Linked DNA regions of Homo sapiens: region 1 is linked to region 2. The links are chromatin contacts, found by Hi-C or POLR2A ChIA-PET in ENCODE. All regions are on one chromosome and are shown on one strand. The core of a region is the stretch at or near the end of the contact, and the rest is flanking DNA. Distances in the headings are between cores, read along the strand shown. Region 1 overlaps PARD3B (par-3 family cell polarity regulator beta). Region 2 has its middle 91 kb from the start of PARD3B.

What was found. A loop is a pair of places that touch in the nucleus more often than their neighbours do. ChIA-PET counts read pairs that join two places held with the same protein, here RNA polymerase II (POLR2A). Pooled maps may share reads with other maps.
Region 1: a loop to region 2 is called in a map of endothelial cell of umbilical vein, with 7 times the contacts of the local background. The contact joins two enhancer-like sites. A Hi-C loop is called at or near these places in 1 of 168 maps with a recorded cell type or tissue (endothelial cell of umbilical vein) and 2 of 50 pooled maps. POLR2A ChIA-PET finds 5 or more read pairs at or near these places in 2 of 52 experiments (PC-9 and Panc1).

What each region holds. Positions count from the first base shown.
Region 1 is chr2:204,664,094-204,668,103 of GRCh38, forward strand. All of the region lies in intron 1 of PARD3B (par-3 family cell polarity regulator beta), which reads left to right. Among named protein-coding and RNA genes, the nearest start is that of PARD3B, 120 kb to the left of the region's middle. RefSeq lists an enhancer at 635-1,202. Within about 2 kb of position 1,363, at least 4 of the 41 ENCODE cell types and tissues checked have a DNase peak (open chromatin) inside an H3K27ac peak, as active enhancers do.
Region 2 is chr2:204,451,985-204,456,430 of GRCh38, forward strand. No RefSeq gene overlaps it. Among named protein-coding and RNA genes, the nearest start is that of PARD3B, 91 kb to the right of the region's middle. RefSeq lists enhancers at 1-1,144, 2,050-2,550. Within about 2 kb of position 1,992, at least 16 of the 41 ENCODE cell types and tissues checked have a DNase peak (open chromatin) inside an H3K27ac peak, as active enhancers do.

The DNA.
Region 1 (4,010 bases), core at 113-2,612, 210 kb after region 2:
ACTGTGGCTTGGATATGTTCTAACCCCATGACTGTCTAATAGCTTACATATATGTTGGGTAGTAATGCCAGTGGATAGGTTTTATTCTGAGAACCTTCATTCTTAACTCAAATCTCAAAAATAGATGACAAGGCAGAAAATATTTGGGGTGATAAGATTGAATATGGAATAGAGCATCAATTGCTTGCTCTCAGATACTAGTCTTTTTTGTTTTTCAAGTAATGGAGAAACCATATATTATTTTCATCTGGGAGTGTCTGTTGTGTTTGCATGCACCAGATGAGCTGGAGAAGTTGTGGCCTGCAAGTAACATAAAGCAAATAAAATTTTTGCCAGACGGGGCATAACTAAATGCTTACCACCCTCCCTGAAAGTTAGTTACGTTTTGATCATTGGTCTGCTATATTGAATGCTGATTTTTTTTTCCAGTTTGACATGATAGTAAGTGACATTGCATTGTATAAAAAGGATATTTTTATTTACACACACTTAAAAATGGATCCTGGGTTTTAAGGAAATTTCCTTTTAAGCACATTTTGGCTCTGGTAAAATCTATTCTGAAGAACTTATAGGCAAATAGCTTTTGAGAATTTGGACTCATTAGCAGGGCTTATTTCTTTGGCTATATTTCCTGATAATAGTTTTCTGTAAGCTATGTGAATGTCAGAGAGCAGAAATAGTCAGAATTTTTCTTCTGAGCTCATTAGTGAATGCATACAGGATGAGGTAGCCTGAAACAGTTTGAGGTATAATCAGTGTCTTCTCACTCTCTCCTTTTCTTTCATCTCATTCTTTACCATGTTTGTTGGGCATTAGTTTAAAAGCCTAGCATTTAATAGGAACTTTGGCATATGTAAATATTTTCTAGGTTCAGTTTTAGCAAATCCGTTGCTCTCATGAAGACTGTAGAGAAAATGTTTGTACTGATTTAGGAATGTTAAGAATGTGGTGGGGAGTGGCTCTTCAGAATACTGCAGTGTGGTAATCATGTTTGTGGCTATGATTTTCTTGTTTTTGTTTTTTTTTTTGTCTTTGTTCTTTCATCTCAGCTTTTCAAAATCTTTAGAAAATATAAGATATTCCCATTTTAGGGTTTAGAAAATGACTCAAATATATGCATATAGTTGTGAAAGGTGTTGAGATAGCCTCAAATAATAAGCTATATCTTTTGACCATATTATAGGTGGGGTCTCTGCCTGGGAATGACCCACCCTCAAGCTGTTTGGCTCCTGTTAAAAGGACTAGAAGGGCTCTGCCAGAGGAACAAGGATGCTCTTCCTGGTGTGGCTCTTCTGTGGCATCTGGTTCAGGGCTGTGGTCCCACTCCCAATGGCAGATTTTCTTATTTTAGAGGGAGTGAGTCACATTCCTCAACCAGTGGATGAAAAATTCCAGCCATTCCAATTATCCACGCCTATGATCCCTTCTGTTTTACACAGATCATTGAGTCCCAACTCACTAGACCAAGACTCAGGGAAATCATGCTATGATCTTGGCTGTGCCATTGGCCAATTTTGTGACCTCAGGGAGTGTGTAAAATCTGGGTCTCAATTTCCTCATCTGTAAAATGAAGTAATTAGAAGAAAGGCCCTTTTTGATGACACAGTCTGTGACCTCTAACTGGTAATTTTTATAAGTATTCTCACAAGAAAGCTGTGGTTGCAAGAAACTAGAAATTAGTGGGATAAATGAGATCTAACATAGGCATCGATTAGCGTACTTCTTACCAAGTTTTAGAGGGCTCCAAGGAATATCTTGGGCTGTATATGTGATATAGCAAACTTTAAAGAGTTTGTGACTGTGACATTGTCCTCTCACAGAGTATAAAGCTGTTCAGTAACTATTTATGGAATGATGAATGAGTTTGCCTGATGCCTACTGGTATGAATTTTCCTTCTTGAACTTACTCTGGTACTAACCATTCTTTGTCTGAATATGATGATCTTTTCCATGCAGCAGTCACCAGTAGTAATGGACTTGACTGCCTGTGGAGCCCAGGCAATCTTTATAATGATGGATTGGGCTCTCAAGTGGGGGAGTAAAGCATTTTAAGTTGATGAAGACATTGCCCCTGCTCTTGAGAAAGAAACAAATAAGCAACTAATCATAGAGGCAAAATGAAATAATAGATGTAATCAAAATGTGAACAAGGTAATGGTGGGTGCGATGGAATAATAAATTAATTCTAATTGGAGAACTGAGGAAGGATTCATATGTGAGATGAAGAGTCATGAAGGTTGGACCTAGAGAGATACTCTCTAATATTAAACTAGAGAGGGAAAAATAAAAGGTAATTTCAGCAAAGGAGAAGGGCTTTTTGGATTAAAGCAGTAGTAGGACTCCAAATATGTCACTATAGGAAGGGCATGGAATATTTGGAGAAAAGTGAGTCGATGTAGAGAAACCAATAGGTGGCTATTGCTGTAGTGAGAGCAAGAGATGATGGTTAACTTGGCCCAGAGAGTAGTTGTAAGAGTGAAGGGAAGTGAACAGCTTGAGATAGATTTAGAAGATAAAGTCAATAGAATTTGTCGATGGATATCATAAGGGGGGTTATAGAGAGGGGTATAGATGAATCCTAGAATTTTGGCTCACACAAGTGGGAAACTATCACCATTTGCTATGAAAAAAAAACACCTAAGGTGTAGAATGCCATGCACTCAGTTTTGGGCATGTAGGTTTAGGCATCTATGTTGAGATGTAAGGTTGGAGCCCTCAGTAATAAGTCATGGTAGAAATGTGTTTGGGAGCCATCCAGGTTAAAGTCCTAGCGGTAGATGAGCTTACTGGAGAGAAAACAGAGATATGGAAAAGTAGAGTCATGTATCTAGGACTGAGTGAACATTGAGGGATTTGGATGTAAAGGCTGAGCAGAAGATGCTGATTGACAAAGGAAACTGAGAACTGGACATATGCATTGAATGGTGTGAATATAAGGGAGACAGCTTATGTCCGGATACCCATCTGGGAGAGAGGATGAGGAAATGCTGAGTAGGCCATGGTAAGGCAAGAGAATGGCAGAAAGACTTAATCATGGGTGTTATAAAAATTACTTAGGAGTGGTCTTAAAATTACTGGGGATATTTCTCTTTGATTAGAGTTCACTAGGCTGGAATCTTCATAAAAGCAGGGGCTGTGTTCCCTTGTTCATTACTGTAACTGCAGCAAGCTCAGTGCCTCTGCATAGAAATCACCCAATACATGATGTTGGCAAATGCTCAAATATTTGTTTTTTTTAAACTCAATTTTTTTACCTTAAATATTTTTTTTTACCTCAAATTCCTCAGATATCATGTGTTTTCCTTGACTCTGAATATTACCTCCATGCATATAACTTACCAATGTGTATGTCCTAGGTCTGACCTCTCTTCTGAGTTCCAGTCCCAGATTTTTAGCTGCCTGTTAGACTTCTTTACCTGGATCACTTGGAGGCATCTCACATTCAATTAAGGCAAATACTGAACTTGACTCACATTTTCCACCTTCCCATTCTGTCACTCATGCTTTCTTCTTTGTTACAGATCTTATAATGGACTCTCTTCTAGTCTAATTTTTTGTGTGCATGTGAATGTGTGTGCTTGTGTGTGTGAGAGCCTCTGCCTTCCATGGGGGAGTCACAAATAGTGAAAAAGGCAGTCACACATAGTGAGAAAAGGCAGCGCTTTCATAGAATCTTTATATTCCCACTATGCCTTATGCTGTGCCTTTCATGTAGTCACACTAAATAACAGTTTGGTTTAAATCAGGGTTTGTTAACAAGCCATATAAATTTTTGGACTCTGCCTTTTAGCATGTGAAAGACTTGTGAAGATTTCAAAGACAAATAAGAAAAAGTATGCCTAACGAGGTGTATATATAAAGAGAGTTAAAACATTGGTGATTCTTGTATGGACAGAAGAAAGCAGGGGATCATTTGATAATAAACCTACATTTCTGTTGTGGAAGGAGGTGTAAATAAATGAAAAGCCTTCTTTCAAGTCTATGAAGTCTTATTTACTGTGGAGGCATTC
Region 2 (4,446 bases), core at 742-3,241:
GCTTAGTAGTTTCAGAATATAGACTATAGAGCCAAATACAACCTTCCCAACTGGGTGATCTCAGACAGGTCACTTAACTTCCCTCTGCTTCGATTTTCTTATTAGAAAAATTGGATACTAATAGTATCTTCCCCTTAGGTTTGCCGTGAGGATCAAAAGAGTCAATAATACATGTAAAGTGCATAGAATCTTGGCGGCACAAAGCAAACGCTGAGTGAAAGTATGTTATGTTCGTTTCTTAACACTTTCTTATTAACTGGAAAATCCTGTGGTGTTTACTTCTTGTTAGAGAGAAAACATTTTCCTTTTTTTCCAATAAATTTTGTCCTTGACAGCTATTCTTTGAGTGTCAGTCAGTCTCTCGAAACAGAGGAATGTCTGTATAGCTGCAGTGACATCTTGCCAGGAGAGCCTTTCTTTTCTTGGGACTTTTCATTTCCATTTCACAACATGGTTCTGGTCAGTACTTCTTTGGAGGGACTTCTGATCAGCCCAGATCTTGCTGCCTTTTTCCCCATATCCTGCCCCTTAAACTCCCATCCCACACCCTGCCCCTCGTAGACACTTTAAAATCCACTTGAACACCACAGATGAATCATTTGGCAAAGTAAACAATAATTTCTTCCCAGGGAACTCCTCAGGACTCTGTGGTGTTTTGACCATCTGCAGCCATGGAAACGACAGATGAAGTGTATGGTCATTGGAATGCTTTTAACTCGCGCTTCCTGTGGCAGAGACTACTAATTGCTTCTCAGTAGCCGTTCTCCCTTTCTTTATAAGAAAGTTTTAGCTGAACACATCACTGCCCCACTAAAACATTTCCCTTGTGGCTTGATGTTGCCATGTGAAAGCCCTGACCACAGAGATGTAAGCAGGAATGCTGTGTGTGTGCCTTCCAGGAATTCTCTTTAAACGAAGAGTACCAATTCTTCCTTCAGTCTTTCCTCTATCGTGATACCTTGGATATGAATATAATGGCTGGAGCTCCAGCAGCTATTTTAGACTATGGGATTTAAGACAGCAATTCTCAAAGTATAGGCTGAGGATACAGAGAACAAAAGCCTTGCTCAGGAGGCCCACAGAATCCTCCCTTTTCCAAATATATATCTATTTCAAGTCTAGAATTTTCTTCATAAATTTCAACCAAAACTATGAATATATTGCAACAGATTGCATACAGTGGCGTATATGAAATTCAAAATGTCTTCTATTAAGCCAGATAGGGATTTATAAAAATGTAAAAAGGTTATTCTTCCCACTAATTTTTTTGTCTTAGAAAACATAATTATTTTTCACAAATCCGTGTTATTGCTAACATGCAGTAGGTTTATTATTTGTATTTTAAAATGAAAATATGTAAAAAAATTTCTCGGTTTTAATTTTTACTATAGTAACTTACATAAACAATAGCTCTTTGCAGGCCTTAATGACTTTTGAGGGGGTAAAGGGATCCGGAGACCAAAAAGCTTGAAAGCTGGTTTAATTCCACACTCTATAAATAATGGGGAGATGAACTACAAAGAGCCTGAGTTAATGTCAACTTTTTTTTATGTGAGCAAAAGTTAAACTTCTATATGTGTAAGTCACTATTACTGGGGTGTTTCTGTTATATCAAGCAAAACTAATTTTTTTAACAGATACCTTCCTACTTCCATTATTTGAGTTGAGACCATGGCTAAGAGCAAAACAAAGCAATTAAAAGCTGACGATTTTTGTGAGACTCTTGGCTGGGAGCACTAGTTTAAACAAGATAGTGTGAAGCATGCAATCCTGGCTTTTTTTGTGTGCCTGGCATGTCGTAAATGTCTAAATGTGGATTCTGCAGAATCTCTGCATCCAGTGAGCCCTTGTGACTCCACATCTAGTTTTAAGGGAACAGAACTGGCTCTAGCAGGCTGATACTGGTGTAGCCAGGGTGGGAACAGGGATATTCTTGTGTGTCTGAGGACCACGTTCAGTCACACGGCTGCCCCGGTGCCCTTGGCAGAGTGCCTAAGATGGGGCCAGGAGGGGTGGAGCAGAGGCAGTGCCACTGGGAAAGCAGCCCTCCGTCTCCAAGGCACCTCCTCTGTGTTTCCTGCCTTCACAAAAGACACACAAGAAACCTAGTGGCTGATCACTGTCAGGAAGTAAGGGACACAGAATCTAGGGCTGTGGGAAAAGGGGACCGGGAGGCCGGGGGAGGCCCTCCCATTCTGAGCACAAGCCTTAGGAGAATGCAGAGGAAAGAATAGCAAAAGCTCCCTATGAGGCGAAACCCACTCTCTGCACCAAAAGGAAGAGACTCTGGTTTGCCATATAAAGTGCACACAATTCCCTTCTCTGACAGAAGACACGAGCAAAGGTGCTGGACTTCACAGGGCTTCAGCTGATCATTTCTAAAGTTCAATTTGCTGCTAGATCTTAAACCTGCTTTTCGTCAACCACTCAGCAGAGGTGGGGCAGAATTTTTTTCCCTCTATTTGCAAGTCTGTTTTAAATACTACATTTTAAATCATAACTCTCTTGAGAATAATATGGCAAATTTACTTTCTTTTAAGGCCCACCTTAAAATACATCAAATCACTGTGTTTTCCTCCGCTCTAGATTTTCTTCTCTTTCATTACATTGCCATAAAGAAATGCCTGCTTGTCTGTTGACCACTGTACCTCCAGCACCTATGATATTATGCTGGGATAGGGCTGGAAATGCCCCTCTACATATGGTCTGCCTGCCATCAGCAAAAGAAGTTGTTGTGCTTTGACAGAGACACATTCTGTGAGGGCCTTATGTAAGCCTGATGACCATAAGCAAATTATTTGGAAGAGATTATTTAAATTGTACAGTGGCAGGAATTAAATATTCAATTGCAATAAGTTTAACTGATTAAGATATTTACTTTGCAGATGATGTAATAACTGGAAAAGCATATCAGTGGGAAGGTGTCTGACATGTTTGGTTGAGAGAATATACTTGGAAAACATATGGAAATGATTGATTTTTTTTGCTAGCTCCCCCATAAAGTAGCTGCTTTGTGCCCACTGAAATGGAGCCATCGCACAAGGGCTATGATATGCATCGTGGGGGTGTCTCTGAAGAACTCAACCAGGGAGACCTGTCCTTGTTCGAGCTAGATGCATCCCACCAGGGTGTGCAGAGCCCATAGCTGCGGGGCCCACCTTCTCATTCTTCTCAGACAGTGATGTGTGCCGTGCTGGGTGTTCTAGGTTGCTAACCATGCATCCCTTCAACAGGTCTGTGGGATGTCCAGGACATAGAGGTGGTGGGTAGCAGAGATAAAGTGTATTTAAGTGTGTGTGTGTGTGTGTGTGTGTGCACATGTGTGTCCATGTTTTCCTGTGCTATGCAGTGGATTGGAGAGGCAGGACTCCTGGGTTAAATAAAGACAAGTCCGGCTTCAGTCATACTATTTGGAAGGAATTTCAAAATAAGTGCCCAGCACATAGTGGGCTCTCAGAATTGTTCAATGAGTGATTACAAGGTCATGGTAATAACATTTGCAATCCAAAAGGAAACTCAGATATTATCTCTTATAAATAGGAAATGGAAGCCCAGAAAGGCTTAATGAATTGCCCAAGGCCATACAAAAAGTTAGTGGTGGCAGAGCCAGCCTAGAGCTTAATTCTCATGGCTGTTAGTGAGTGCCCATCTCCCTATGCCATACCACCAAAGCTAGCCAATAAACAAAACAACCTTGAAGGCATTTTGAACCCACTTTCTGTGTCCCCATATCATTTATCATCATTTATTAAAATTATGTACTGATCTCTTTCCTCCACTCAGTTGTGAGCTCCTTGAAATAGGAACGTAAATTAATTCATTTTTTCTTCCCTTGTGCCTAGACCCAGTGCCTTCCACGTAGGGGGCACTTAATAACATAGAAAATTCATATTTATTTTGAATTTGTCCTGACCATTCTTATAGCAATCTCATATTAATAGTTGATGATAAAAACTATAATTGCCAAGGTCCCTATGCCACACCATCACAGCTAGCCAATAAACAAGAAAACACCTGTGAAGGCATTTTGAACCCACTTTCTGTGTCCCCATACCATTTATCATCATTTATTAAAATTATATACTGATCTCTTTCCTCCACTCAATTGTGAGCTCCTTGAAATAGGAACTTGGATTAATTCATGTTTTAATTCATCTCATGGCAAACCTATGGGGAGATCCAGAAGTCAAGGTCCAGCCAAGGAAATGGAAACCATTCTACATCTTTACAGGGGGTATTTAATAAAGGAAATTGGCTACACAGTGTGAGAGAACTGGGAAGACAAACAGGGTGGTAAGGCACCTCTGAGATGATAGTAACAGGAGGCTGAAGATAAATTGGGAGAAGGTGGTGTTACTGGAGGTGTTTGATGGGAACTAGGGCGATGGAGGGAATGGATTTCCTGCAGGAACTGGAGTCATGGTGGAGATGGCCCAAAGCTGGAGA